2 separate regions of the Homo sapiens genome follow, and region 2 is linked to region 1. A link is a contact called in ENCODE Hi-C or POLR2A ChIA-PET data. All regions are on one chromosome and are shown on one strand. Each heading gives the region's core, a stretch centred on a gene start or an enhancer-like site at or near the end of the contact. The rest is flanking DNA. Distances are from core to core; before and after follow the strand shown. Region 1 overlaps EIF4G3 (eukaryotic translation initiation factor 4 gamma 3). Region 2 has its middle 42 kb from the start of ECE1-AS1.

Region 1 (7,361 bases), core at 1,266-3,765:
ATCACATTCTGCTCTGTACTTCTTGATATATTATTCATACTCCTTACACCACTTTCTTTTTTTTTTTTTAAATTTATTTTTTTATTGATAATTATTGGGTGTTTCTCACAGAGGGGGATTTGGCAGGGTCATGGGACAATAGTGGAGGGAAGGTCAGCAGATAAACAAGTGAACAAAGGTCTCTGGTTTTCCTAGGCAGAGGACCCTGCGGCCTTCTGCAGTGTTTGTGTCCCTGATTACTTGAGATTAGGGATTGGTGATGACTCTTAACGAGCATGCTGCCTTCAGGCATCTGTTTAACAAAGCACATCTTGCACCGCCCTTAATCCATTTAACCCTGAGTGGACACAGCACATGTTTCAGAGAGCACAGGGTTGGGGGTAAGGTCACAGATCAACAGGATCCCAAGGGAGAAGAATTTTTCTTAGTGCAGAACAAAATGAAAAGTCTCCCATGTCTACTTCTTTCTACACAGACACGGCAACCATCCGATTTCTCAATCTTTTCCCCACCTTTCCCCCCTTTCTATTCCACAAAGCCGCCATTGTCATCCTGGCCCATTCTCAATGAGCTGTTGGGCACACCTCCCAGACGGGGTGGCTGGCTGGGCAGGGGGCTGACCCCCCCACCTCCCTCACGGTCGGGGCGGCTGGCCGGGCAGAGGGGCTCTTCACTTCCCAGTAGGGGCGGCCGGGCAGAGGCGCCCCTCACCTCCCGGACGGGGCGGCTGGCCGGGCGGGGGGCTGAACCCCCACCTCCCTCCCGGATGGGGCGGCTGGCCGGGCGGGGGGCTGACCCCCCCCCACCTCCCTCCCGGACGGGGTGACTGCCGGGCGGAGACGCTCCTCACTTCCCAGATGGGGTGGCTGCTGGGCGGAGAGGCTCCTCACTTCTCAGACGGGGCAGCTGCCGGGCGGAGGGTCTCCTCACTTCTCAGACGGGGTGGTTGCCAGGCAGAGGGTCTCCTCACTTCTCAGACTGGGCGGCCGGGCAGAGACGCTCCTCACCTCCCAGATGGGGTCGTGGCCGGGCAGAGGCGCTCCTCACATCCCAGATGGGGCGGCGGGGCAGAGGCGCTCCCCACATCTCAGACGATGGGCGGCCGGGCAGAGACGCTCCTCACTTCGTAGATGTGATGGCGGCCGGGAAGAGGCGCTCCTCACTTCCTAGATGGGATGGCGGCCGGGCGGAGACGCTCCTCACTTTCCAGACTGGGCAGCCAGGCAGAGGGGCTCCTCACATCCCAGACGATGGGCGGCCAGGCAGAGACACTCCTCACTTCCCAGACGGGGTGGCGGCTGGGCAGAGGCTGCAATCTCGGCACTTTGGGAGGCCAAGGCAGACGGCTGGGAGGTGTAGGTTGTAGCGAGCCGAGATCACGCCACTGCACTCCAGCCTGGGCACCATTGAGCACTGAGTGAACAAGACTCCGTCTGCCATCCCGGCACCTCGGGAGGCCGAGGCTGGCGGATCACTCGCGGTTAGGGGCTGGAGACTGGCCCGGCCAACACAGCGAAACCCTGTCTCCACCAAAACCAGTCAGGCATGGCGGCGCGTGCCTGCAATCGCAGGCACTCGGCAGGCTGAGGCAGGAGAATCAGGCAGGGAGGTTGCAGTGAGCCGAGATGGCAGCAGTACAGTCCAGCTTTGGCTCCGCATGAGAGGGAGACGTGGAAAGAGAGGGAGACCGTGGGGAGAGGGAGAGGGAGGGGGAGGGGGGGAGGGGGAGGGGAGGGGGAGGGAGAGGGAGAGCCCTTACACCACTTTCTATGTCATTTTTACTGTTGTTAGGTAAATTGTAAATCCCTGTGCATAGGAATCGTGTCTTTTTCAACTTGATTTCCATGACTTAGAATTGCTACTGCAAACAAAAAAGAAAAACTCACAAACTTGTTAGATTGCTACATCTGAAGTCAAGTATAGTTTGAGAGTTTTTTTCATTCTAATGTGAGTAAAAGTTTTTGCGTGCCTAATGTTTTTAACTGAGGGTACTACTAATTAGCATCCTCGAAGGAAAGAAAACTGAAAGTGATTTTGCTTTAAAGCTTGTTATTCATAGTAAAAGAACATTTACCATGTAATTCAGGGAAGCTTTAGAAAGAAAACCTAGGGGATCTGTTGGCCATATCAAAAAAGTACAAGCTACATGGACAGTGAGGTGATACTGTAATACTTCCACCTGTAGGTCAACTGGAGAGACTTGGTTTTTTCCAAATAGACCTAGCTTAATTGTGATGACGCATGCCAACCTAATTAACCTCCTAATGTTACTTGTCTTTGTTTTTGTATTGTCAGGAACTTGGTGTGTGGGTTGGGAATATTAGAACATAATAGAACTATGTGATGTCTAAATTGAGCTTTAACACAAACTGGTTGGTGTTATTGAGGGAAAGTATAACTTATTAGTGGGAATGGGAAAAGAAGCCTGATGTTGTGGTGAGGTAGAAATTTCCACTGTGTTACTGTGAACAGGAAGTAAAGGGCTAATGGTCGGTGACTCAGCTGTTTTCTGAACCTGTCTCATATGATTCAGTGTGCATGATGTCTGTTTATTCTCGACAGAGTAAGTACTACGGGAGTCACATTACACAGGCAGACATAATGTTTATTTAACCAACTCAGTGATGACCTAAAAATAACTTGTGGGGTTTTTGTACTACATTTAGCATAATCAGATAGAAAAATCATAATGGACACCCATCATTGAGTGCTTTCCCTTATAAATAACTGGATATATAGTCAGCCAGTACTATTTCATTTCTTACATTGTTAAGGTGCAATCTTTGGTATTTAAATGAAAGGTAGCAAAAGAAGATAGCCTTTAAATTATCCATAAAATAATTCTGTACCATTTTAGATTATACTTTGGACAGATATGCATTTTCGGTGCTTAGTGCCATCGTTGAGGTATTTTTGCACCAAAATTTTCATATAGGAACCTTTTTGTGAGGCTATAGCAAATGTTGTTTTGAAATAGAAATTTACGTATTTGCTGGATTTTATGTTAATATTAAATTATAGTAGCAATAGTTTTACTTTGATTTTCTTGATTTATTCATCTTGTACTGAAGGTTTGTGCCTACCATGTACTGTAATTGAGTCTTAAATATGTCAGAGCCGGGCACGGTGGTTCATGGCTGTAATCCCAGCACTTTGGGAGGCTGAGGCAAGTGGATCACCTGAGTTCAGGAGTTCGAGACCAGCCTGCCCAACATGGTGAAATCCTGTCTCTACTAAAAATACAAAAATTAGCCAGGCATTGTGCTGCGCGCCTGTAGTCCCAGCTACTTGGAAGGCTGAGGTAGGAGAATCGCTTGAACCCAGGAGGCAGAGGTTGCAGTGAGCCGAGATTGCACCCCTGCACTCCAGCCTGGATGACAGAGCAAGACTCTGTCTCCACATAAAGAAAAAAAAAGAAAGAAAGAATCTTAAGTATGTCAGAGTATGGTTACTGTTATGCTGTATACCTGTTACATGCTTGGCTTTGAAGGAGAGAGCACTTGGAAGCCTGAGCTTACATAATAATCATAATCTGCTCATTGTCTGAGAAATTGTGAGTTGTTATGGTTTATTCTTTTTGACATTTGAGTATTCTTGCTCTCAGAGGTGCAGCATTTGTAGCATGTAAACTTTAATCAGAGATTATTTCAAAAGGGAAAGGGAAGCTAGAGTCACTAAGAAGAAATAGGCTGGGCACAGTGGTTTATGACTATAATCCCAGCACTTTGGGGGGCTGAGGTGGGCGGATCACTTGAGGCCAGGAGTTTGAGACCAATCTGGCCAACATGGCAAAACACTGTGTCTACTAAAAATTCAAAAATTAACTGGGGGTGGTGGTGCATACCCATAGTCCCAGGTATTCGGGAGGCTGAAGTATGAGGATGGCTTGAACCTGAGAGGTGAAGGTTGCCGTGAACAAAGGTCTCACCACTGCACTCCAGCCTGGCTGATAGAGGGAGACTCTGTCTCAAAATTAAAATAAATACATAAATAAGAAATAAATGCCAGCATTCTTTTTACAATAATGCTTTATGTAGTGGGAATGTGTGATCAATCTAATAGTCAGTAGAACTACCCAGTGGTTGATGCTATATATAAAGTAGGAAATACGTACCCTTTCTATAATTGATTTTAAAAGTTTCTGCATTAAGCTTACACTCTTTTATTTCACTCCATGTTTCAGTAAAAATCACAGGACTTGTTTTTATTTACAATATTATACCATTGTTTGAATATTTAATGGGATTTATATTTTAAAATGTTTTAGTTGGTATAGTTATTAGATATTCTGTATTAACCTAGAATGGAAAATTAAAGTATGTATCTTCTGATTCACTGCATGTAAATAGGACCTGACTTGGACATCGTTTGAAATGTATTCCAGTAATCGCGCTGGCTATACATGGTCCCATACCTGCCCTTATCCCAACAGATAAATGGTATTCTTCTTTATTTATTCATTTATTTATTTATTTATTTTTGAGACAGGGTCTCACTCTGTTGCCCAGGCTGGAGTGCAGTGACATGATCTTGGCTCACTGCAACCTCCTCCTCCTAGGCTGAAGCAGTTCTTCCACCTCAGCCTTGCAAGTAGCTCAGACCACAGGCATGCACCACCATGCCTGGGTAATTTTTAAATTTTTTTTGTAGAGACGGAGTCTTGCTGTGTTACCCAGGCTGGTCTTGAACTTTTAAGCTCAAGCAATCTTCTCACCTCCGCCTCCCAAAGTGCTAAGATTACAGATATGATCACTGTGCCTGGCCCCGCAAATTGGTCATTTCTGATGGTTGTCTGGGCCTCAAAGCCTGAGTTCAGCATAGTGTTTTGGCACGTTGCAAAGAATAAGTAAGAAAATGTTGTTAAGTGGACGCAACTATTCCACATGGGATGATGTTAGATTTGAAGAAGGAAAAAGTGGTTCCTCAATTCCTTTCAGATTGGCAGTTGCAATAGTAACAGAACCCTCATTGACATGAAGAGCCAATGTTTTCCTGTAGTAGAGGAATTATTTTCTTGTTTTATTTAATTATTTATAGTGTTTCTTGATTATGTTCATGGGGGCATTTTGTTTTGTTTTGTTTTGTTTTGAGACGGCGTCTTGCTCTGTTGCCAGGCTGGAGTGCAGTGGTGCAGTCTCGGCTCACTGCAAGCTCTGCCTCCTGGGTTCAAGCGATTCTCCTGCCTCAGCCTCCCTAGTTGCTGGGACTACAGGCATGTGCCACCACGCCCAGCTAATTTTTTGTATTTTTAGTAGAGACAGGGTTTCACCATGTTGGTCAGGATGGTCTCGATCTCTTGACCTTGTGATCCGTCTGCCTTGGCCTCCCATGGCATGTTGTTTTTAAATAACTTCTCTTGCTCTATGAGATGAGAAAATATGTATTCTGTTTGGGACTTTCTTACTCTCCCTCGATAATAAAAGATAAAAATTTTTATTTTTCATTCACTGAAACATAAAAAAGGCATCATGTTTTGTGCAGACTATTAAATGTTGATTTTAAGATCTGTGTTGGATGGTTTTATATAGCTGTCTACCATTTATGAGTTTCATGTGGAATATACTACCATATCAAGTTTTCATTGTTTAAACAGCTCTACTTTGTCAAGTATTGTTTACAATTCAACAAGAAACAAGCAAGCATTTACAAATATACGTGCAAATATGTATTCGTCTGACAACCAATTAGTGAAATTGAATAAGTGCTCTTGAAACAAACTTGTTTGATATCAAGCTTTTGTGCTAGAGTAATATTGTTGTTTTGACTACTTTAAAAGTGTTTTTATCTGGATGTGGTGACTCGTGCCTCTAGTCCCAGCTACTTGTGAGGCTGAGGCAGGGGAAGATCACTTAAACCCAGGAGTTCTAGGCTGCAGTGAGCTATGATTGTGCCACTGTACTCCACCCTGGGCAACAGAGTGAGACCTGTTCTCTTAAAAAAACTTTTTTTCAGTTGTGGTAAAATACACAAAATTTACCATCTTTCTGAGATCATTTGCTATAAAGGAATACCTAAGTCTGGATTATTTGGGGGTAAAAAAAAAAAAAGAGCTTTATTAGTCTCATGGTTCTGTAGGCTATACAAGAAGCATATTGCCAGACCAACACCTGCTTCAGATAAGGGCCTCAGGAAGCTTCTACTCATGGCAAAAGGTGAGGGGGAGGTGTGTTCAGAGATCACATGATGAGAGAACCAGGTGACAGGCTCTTCTAAATAACCAGTTCTTAAGGGAACTAAGTGAGAACTCACTCCAGCAAGGATGGCAGCAACTCATTCATGAGAGATCAACTCCCTTAATCCAAACACTTCCCATTAGACTCCAGCTCCAACATTGGGGGTCACATTTCAATATGAGATTTGGAGGGGTCAGTATTCAACCATAGTACCACCTTAATTTTTTTTTTTTTTTAAGAGAAGGAGTCTAGCTCTGTTGCCCAGGCTGGAGTGCAGTGGCGTGATCTCAGCTCACTGCAACCTCCACCTCCTGGGTTCAAGCGATTCTCCTGCCTCAACCTCCCGAGTAGCTGGGATTACAGGCATCCACCACCATGCCCTGTATTTTTAGTAGAGACTGTGTTGGCCAGGCTGGTCTTGAACTACTGACCTTGTGATCCGCCCGCCTCGGCCTCCCAAAGGGCTAGGATTACAAGCATGAGCCACTGTGCCCGGCTCACCTTAACCATTTTTAAGTTTATAGTTCCGTGGCATTAAGAACATTTACATTTGACTGGGCACATTGGCCCATACCTGTAATCCCAGTATTTAGGGATGTCAGTACAGGGGCATTGATTGAGCCCAGGAATTTGAGACCAGCCTGGGTGACATAGCAAGAATGTGTCTCTATAAAAGATTTTTTTTTTTTTTAATTACTGGGCATGGTGGCACATGCCTGTAGTCACAACTACTTGGGAGGCAGAGGTGGGAGGATCGCTTGAGCCTGGGAGATCAAGGCTGTGGTGAGCTATGGTTATGCCACTGCACTCCAGCCTGGGTAACAGAGTGAGACCTTGTCTCAAGGAAAAAAAAATATGTAATTGTCAACACTGTGTATCTTCATACCTCTTTTCATCTTGCAAAACTGAAACTTTTTGTCCATTAAATACAGATCTAGTGTCCCTTATCCAGAATGCTTGGGACCAGAAGAGTTTTGGATTTCAGATTTTTCTGAATTTTGGAGAATTACATTATTTACAGGTTCAGCATTCCTAGTCTGAAAATCTCAAGTGCTCCAATGAGCTTTTTAAATTTTTTTGTTTCATGCCAACTCTCACAAATTTACAGATTTTGGAGCATTTGGATTAAGGACACTAAACTTCTTTTTTTTTTTTTTTTTTTTTTTTTTTGAGACGGAGTCTTGCTCT
Region 2 (7,361 bases), core at 2,803-5,302, 310 kb before region 1:
GGCCTGGGGCAGCAGCCAGGCAGAGTTAGGTTACAGCGTAAACACAGTCATGTCAATATTTACCTCTGCCTGGAAGCAGAGCCTCCCACCTCCCTGCCTGACTCCCTCCAGCTGCCCATCCAGCTGCACATGGCCCGCTCCCAGGCTCTGATCTGGTCATTGAAAGCAAGGCCAGGGTGGCTTCCAGCCCAGGCTCTGCCACTAATCCTTGTCCTCCTGAACCACGGTCTTCCTTCGTGGGCCTCAGTCTTCCCATCTGTGAAATGACATGGCTGGAGCAGACTGACTCCAGGGCCGTCTTCAGTAATGACATGCAGGATGACAAGTATAATACTCTCATTCAGAGGATAGACTCGAAGTTGTGCAAATCTGGGTTTGAATTCCAGCCCCACCACTTCCTCACTGTGAGACTTGGGGCAAGGCACCTAACCCCTTTGAGCTCCACTTTCTTCCTCTGTAAAATGAGAGCCTAGCAGTACCCATTTTGTTTGCTGGTGAGGATTCATGAGCTATGTTTGTAGCACTTGGCACAGGATAAGGTTTGATTAAATGGTCATGGTGGTGGTTGTGATTCCAGATAAACATTTTGCGATTCTCTGAATCCAGACACTTGGTTGCGTCACTTGGAAACTGGAGCCAAGGGTGGGGACTCTAACCTCATGTCCTCCTGGTCCTCTGAGAGGCCACAGGCTGGGCTGGGGTGTCCAGGGGTTGAGAAAGCTCCTTGGTCAATACCACACACACCCCCAGCTGCCTGGCCATTGGAGTCCCTTCTTATTGGGCGGAGGTCCAGGGCTGAAATGTCCTCAGAGCTATGTGGCCATGAGAGGGATGAGGGAGGGCAGAGGGGGCAGAAGGGGAAGGAAGGACTCATTTCCTCAGCAGCTCTTTCACAGAAGCTTCGAGTCCATTACACACATGAGCTGTTCCTTCCAGCACTGGAGAGGAGGGGGCGAGGGGCGAGGACTGGCTGCCTCCAGGTGCCACATCTGAGCAGGCAGTGTGGGGAGGAGAGGGCAGGGAGGCGGGATCTGCCCGTGCAGCAGGAGTGGGCCTTGGAGACTGATGGGCCCAGGTTCAAACCTGGCATCCTCACTTTTTGCATTGTCACCTTGGACAGCGTGTCACCTCTCTAAGCTTTATTCTCCTGTCTCTAATATGGAGCTCCTGGGGCAGTATTTTGCCCAGTAGTTAGAAACGCTCAATCAGATCCTGTTTCAGAGTAGCCCAGCTGAGGGCTGGCACATACAGAGGACTCAGTCGGTGTCACCTGCTGTTATTGTCATGACTGTTACGATGATGACACAGGATGCCAGACTGGACCTCATGAGGGCAGAGATTGTACGTTTCTAAAAATTGTGGTATAGTATAATTTACTTAAGTAATGTATGCATATCTTGTACAGCTCACGTTTTACAAATGCACACACCTGCATACTACCTGGACCAAAGTGTGAACCATTCCCACAGTTCCCGTGTGCCTCCTCCATCAGTCCCCTGCAGCAGGTGGCCACTGGCCCTCTAGTTTGGCCTGGTTTTGAGCTTTCTCTGTGTGGATTCATTCATGTGTGCTCTTTTGTGCCTGGTTTTCTTCAGCTTTGGACAGCAAGGAATGTTTGAGGTTTGTCCGTGTCGCCTGTACCAGCATCTGCTCCTTTTTAGGCTGAGTCGTGCCGCATTGGGTGGATGTACGTGTAAATGTCCGTGGCTGACATTTGGGTTGATTCCAGCTTGAGGCTGCTGTGACATTCTCGTATGTAACTCTTTGCAGACCTCAGCACTCATTTCTTTGGGGCACATACTTAGGAGTGCAACTCCTGGGTCAGAGGGGCAATGTGTGTTTAACTTTCTTTTTTTGTTGTTGTTTTTTTGAGATGGACTTTCACTCTTGTTGCCCAGGCTGGAGTGCAATGGTGCAGTCTCGGCTCACTGCAAGCTCTGTCTCCTGGGTTCAAGCGATTCTCCTGCCCCTGTCTCAGCCTCCCAAGTAGCTGGGATTACAGGCGTTTGCCACAACACCAGGCAAATTTTTTCTTTTTTTTAGACGGAGTCTCGCTTTGTCCCCCACACTGGAGTCTCGCTCTGTCGCCCAAGCTGGAGTGCAGTGGCGCGATCTCGGCTCACTGCAAGCTCCACCTTTTGGGTTCACGCCATTCTCCTGCCTCAGCCTCCTGAGTAGCTGGGACTACAGGTGCCCGCCACCACGCTTGGCTAATTTTTTGTATTTTTAGTTGAGACAGGGTTTCACTGTGTTAGCCAGGATGGTCTCAATCTCCTGACCTCGTGATCCGCCCACCTCGGCCTCCGAAAGTGCTGGGATTACTACAGGTGTGAGCCACCGCGCCCGGCCACAGCCGACTAATTTTTTGTATTTTTAGTAGAGACGGGGTTTCACCATGTTGGCCAGCCTGGTCTCGAACTCCTGACCTCAGGTGATCTGCCCACCTCGTCCTCCCAAAGTGCTGGGATTACAGGTGTGAGCCACCACGCCCGGCCTCAGTGAATGTTTTTTGTTGTTTTGGTTTTGAGACAGGGTCTCTCACTCTGTCACCCAGGCTGGAGTACAGTGGCATGAACACAGCTCACTGCAGCCTTGAACTTATGGGCTCAAGTGATCTTCCCACCTCAGCCTCCTGAGTAGCTGGTACCACAGGTGCACCACTACACCCAGCTAATTTTCTGATATTTTTTTGTAGAGACAAGGTCTCACTAGTTGCCAAGGCTGGTATTGAACTCCTGGGCTCAAGTGATTCATCCACCTTAGCCTTCCATGGTGCTGGGATTACAGGTATGAGACACTGCCTGTCTCAAGTGTTTTTTGAAAGAAGGAAGAAATTTGAGTCCTTTCTTTGTCTTAATGCCCCAGATTCACTCTGTAGCCCTGCCCCTGCCCCCAGGGCCTGGCAGTTCTGGGCTGGCACTCTGCCCAGACCCTGGGCTTTGGGCTTCGCCTGCTGTTCTGCAGGGTAGGGAAGGGCCTCCCTCCCTGGAGACCCACTGATTGGCTGTGTGACCTCAGGCAAGTCCCTTCCCCTCCATAGTCCTCACTTTCCCCTTCCGTCAAGCACTGGGTGGGTCGAAGCTTCCCAGCTCCCTGTGTCTGTGGTCTCCCTCATTTGGGAGCCTTTGCTCCTGGTGTTTGGTGCCTCTTCACCCCCAGGGTCTCACCCACCCCAGGCAGGAGCTCAGCTGGCCTGTAGCTTGCAGAAGGACCATTTGGGAAAGCTGGTGGGCCCTTCATTCTTGGTACCCGCCCTAAGAGCCTCACTGCGACTCTGTCCACCCTGGGTGAGAGCCCTCCAGAGTAGGCCCCCAGCCGTGAGAGCCCCCCACCCACTGAGGCTTGGCATCAGGTCGCCCTCGGTCTGAACCCTGCTATTCCCTGGCTCTGGGACTTTGGGCGGCTCAATCCACCTCTCAGGGCTGCAGCGTCCTCATCTTCAGGGTTGTGAGCACCCAAGGAGGCCCTGCCTCATTGTGGGGACAGAAGAGAATGGAGCAGTCACATGCCTGCCCCTAAGGAGCTGCACTCTAGGGGAGGAAGCTGGAGACCAAACAGGCAAAGCCACCCACCAGAAGGATCGCTCCGAGAGAAGAAAGGAGACAAAACAGGGCGATGTGGTGGAGAGTGGCTGTGAGGGGAGGGGGCCGCTCTAGAGGAGCGGCCAGGAAAGGAGGTGATGTCTGAGCTGGGACATGAAGGTTGAGGAGGGGGCAGCCGGGCAAAGACGGGGGCGGGGGAGATGAGAGTTCCCGGCTGCCGGAACAGCAAGTTTGGCACATGTAGGGGGTGAACGCTGGTGTGGCCGGGCAGAGGCAGTGGAGGGTGGAGGGAAGGCTAGGGAGAGGTGGGCCTGGAGGGGCAAGCCATGGACAGCCTTGTCTGTGGGGCAGGGGTCAGCATTTCGTTCTAATAGTGGTGGGAAGCCACTGGAGGACCCCACGTTGAGGGGCGACTGGGCTTGGTTTCTGTTTGGAAAGACCTTGGCTGCTGTGTAGAGCATGGACTGTAGGGGGCAGGAGGGAGGCAGGAGCGCGGGCCTCAGGATATTCGTCTGTCCTGAGGCTGAGGAGGCGTAGGTTTCTGCAGGATCTGGGATTTTGGCTGCTACTTCAGGGATGGGAGAGAGGTAGCCAGGCATCCCAGATGCTTCGAGACCTTGCTGGCAGCAGAGCACAGTGGGCAAAAGTTACCTGTGGAGCCAGACAGACCTGTCTGAACCTCCACTTCAACTCAGCCTTCCGGGGTGGGCTTGGGATTCTCCCAGAGTGACCAGTTCCCACCGTCCCAGCCCCTGGGGACCCAGAGAAACAGAGCCAGAGGGCATTGAGCTGGAGCCTGCCTCCCTCGCTTCCGCACACCCTGCCGAGAAGTGAGGGCATAGGAAGTGATGGCCGCAAGGGGATGCCCAGCCCCTCTGCTCCAGGGCTGCTGTTCACACGGCCACGCTGGAGGGAATCCTGTGGCTTTGTGGTTCCTTGTTTCCTGGGCTGGTCTGGTGGAAGATGGCCATGAGAAAGCGGCACTTCATCTTCCTTCGCCCCTGAGTGTTCAGTGGGTGGTTACTCGGCATCCTGTTGGGCTTCCGGTGTGGTGGCTGGGAGCCAGAGAGAGGAGGGCATGAGAGCTCACAGAGTCACAGGAGGTGGGACTTGGAGGTCATCTAGGCCAACTTCCTCATAGGGCAGACCAAGGCTCACAAAGGGAAAGAGACTTACCTGAGGCTATACAGCAGGTTAGAGGCAGGACTTAGACCCTGATTCTAGACTCCTCATCCAGCACTCTTTCTAGATAAGATGGAGGTATGGAGGTTTTGGAGCCAGACAGATGTGGGTTGTAGTCCCAGCTCTGTCACTTAGTCCCAGCTGGGTGACCTTTGGTGAGTGACCATCTCTGAGCCTCGGTTTTCTCCTCTATGAAATGGGATGATGGTAGCACCTTTCTCATAGTGGTGTTGTGAAAAGTGGTTGATAATTTATGACAGGTTGTAAAGCTCACAGGACGGTGCACGGAGTTGGCCCTTGGGAGGTGGGAGCTGTTATTACCTTTGTGGCTCCGTCATTTTTTTTTTTTTGAGACGGAGTCTCGCTCTGTTGCCCAGATTGGAGTGCAGTGGCACGATCTCAGCTCACTACAACCTCCACCTCCTGGGTTTAAGCAATTCTCCTGCCTCAGCCTCCCAAGTAGTTGGGATTACAGGCAGGTGCCACCATGCCTGGCTAACTTTTGTATTTTTTAGTAGAGACGGGGTTTCACCATGTTGGCCAGGCTGGTCTCGAACTCCTGACCTCAAGTAATTTGCCTGCCTCGGCCTCCCAAAGAAGTTGGGATTATGGGCGTGAGCCACTGCGCCCAGCCCGTGGCTCTGTCATCCTAACCTCCTGAAGCACCGGAAAGAATGGCTGCGTGCTGGCCCTCACATATGCTGTTTTCTGATGAACGCGGTTAGGGAGGGAAGATGAGAATGGGCCATGGTTGGCCCATCTCTCTGCTACTTATTTTATTTCCCCACTATATTTGAGAGACTCCTTAGCCAGGCCACACTACTACCCACCCACCCCCCCGCCCCCCCCACGGCTCTGGTGGGCTGGAGCTGTGCTGTCTGCCTTCAGCCCAAATAGGGGTGGGGGAGGCGGAGGCACTAAGTGCAGGTCCCGGGTGAAAAACTGGGCAGCTCCCCCCACCTTCTGCATCAGATCCCTACCACGCACCACCAATACCTGTTTGTTCAGTGTGACCTAGTGGTTAAGACCAAGGGCCATGGGATCAACTTGAGCTTGAACCCTGGATCTGCCATTGAATTGTCACCAAGGACTTTTAGCAGGCGTGTCTTCCTCTCTGAGCCTTGGATTTCCCATCTGTGAAGTGAGGATAAGTCCCTCCCAGGAAGACTGCAAATATTCAGTGAGAGGAGCAGCACTCAGAGCATGCATGGTGCATATCTGGTGCTAGACTCCAAGAATTGGATGGCACTAATATTGTAACAGTGTTGACACATGTCCCAATTGTTTCTCTTTCCATAGCTGTTCTTAGAAACTTACTTCACCATCCGCCCACCCCACCCCCATCCTGTGTTCCCGCAGCCCCCTTCCCTCTAACTCCTCGCCTGACTGACTTCTCTCAGGGTCACCTTGGACTGAAATCTTTCTCCCCCTCCCCTCCCCTCCCCTCCCCTCCCCTCCCCTCCCCTCCCCTCCCTCACCTCCTCTCCCCTCTCCTCCCCTCTCCTCCTGTCTCCTCCGCTCTCCTCCTGTTTCCTCCCCTCCCCTTCCCTCCCCTCTCTCTCCTATCTCTCTCCCCCCCTCCTCCCCCCTCCCCCTGGACTAACACAGATCAAGAGTTCAAGCTCTGGCCCAGCCTGCCTGGGTTTGAATCCCAGCTCTGCCATTTACTGGAGCAGCCTCAGGCAAAGTACTTAATTCTTAGCCTCTATTTCTGCATAAGTAAAATGGGAATAAGGATAGTGCCAAGCTTAGAGAGTTGTTTAAATAAGCGACGAGATTCTTGTAAAGTGCCAGGATCAGTGCCTGCAGTACACTAAGTGCCTAATAAATGTCACCTGATTTATTACTAGGCAGGGTTCTGATGGAGCAGAGCCCCTGCCTTTTCACCTCTGCGTTCCCAGTGTCTGGCAGGGATGGGACTGGAAGGGATGCAGGCTCTCTAGGGGTTTGTACTATGGCATTGGAGAGTTGCCTTCCCAGTGAAGCAGGCCTCTCCAGAAAGGGGAAGGGACTCGGGCCACATCTTAAGCATGTCTGTCTGGCAGATATTTCCCACAACCCTGCTGCACACCACTGGGTGCTGAGGATGGGGTGGGGGAGGGTGCAGTAAGGCTGCCCTTAGTGAGCTCAAGTCCACGGAGGAAAGTGGGACAAAACGGCCCTGATACTATCAGAGAATGACCAGCCCAGGGCTGGCAGGTTGCTTCTGAGGAGGCTCCTGGGAGTGGTGATGTTTGATGTTTCCTTGTGGGAGTGACATAGTAGTAACTTCTGTCTGCATTAGGGCTTTATTCAGTAATCCTCCATTCTTTCCTGCCCGCGGTGTTTTACTAGTCTTAGCAGTAATAATAATAGCGTTTCTTGAGTGTTTGCTGTGTGCCAGGTACAGCACTAAATATTTTATGTTATAAATTTACTTAATCTTCACATCAACCCTGTGAGGTACTTATTATTGTTATTCCTGTTTTGTAGGTGGGAAAACTGAGGGACAGAGAGGTAATGTATCTCTCCTCTCAGTCAGTAATTGGCAGAGCTAGAGTGGAACCTGGGCAGTTTTGGCTACAGAGTCTATGCTTTTTTTTTTCTTTTTTTTAGCGAAGTCTCACTCTGCCTGTCACCCTGGCTGGAATGCAATGG

The links. Hi-C counts contacts between places; a loop is a spot of excess contacts on that map. ChIA-PET counts read pairs that join two places held with the same protein, here RNA polymerase II (POLR2A). Pooled maps may share reads with other maps.
Region 2: a loop to region 1 is called in a pooled map, with 4 times the contacts of the local background. The contact joins two enhancer-like sites. A Hi-C loop is called at or near these places in 1 of 168 maps with a recorded cell type or tissue (sigmoid colon) and 7 of 50 pooled maps. POLR2A ChIA-PET finds 5 or more read pairs at or near these places in 1 of 52 experiments (GM12878).

Annotation. Positions count from the first base shown.
Region 1 is chr1:21,017,610-21,024,970 of GRCh38, reverse strand. The region is part of intron 4 of EIF4G3 (eukaryotic translation initiation factor 4 gamma 3); the gene reads left to right. Among named protein-coding and RNA genes, the nearest start is that of MIR1256, 33 kb to the right of the region's middle. RefSeq lists a silencer at 2,061-2,355, a cis regulatory region at 2,494-2,504 and an enhancer at 2,427-2,571. Within about 2 kb of position 2,515, at least 26 of the 41 ENCODE cell types and tissues checked have a DNase peak (open chromatin) inside an H3K27ac peak, as active enhancers do; they include GM12878, where a contact is called at or near this core.
Region 2 is chr1:21,331,547-21,338,907 of GRCh38, reverse strand. It overlaps a transcript of ECE1 not described here. Among named protein-coding and RNA genes, the nearest start is that of ECE1-AS1, 42 kb to the right of the region's middle. RefSeq lists enhancers at 1-407, 4,313-4,532. Within about 2 kb of position 4,052, at least 39 of the 41 ENCODE cell types and tissues checked have a DNase peak (open chromatin) inside an H3K27ac peak, as active enhancers do; they include GM12878, where a contact is called at or near this core.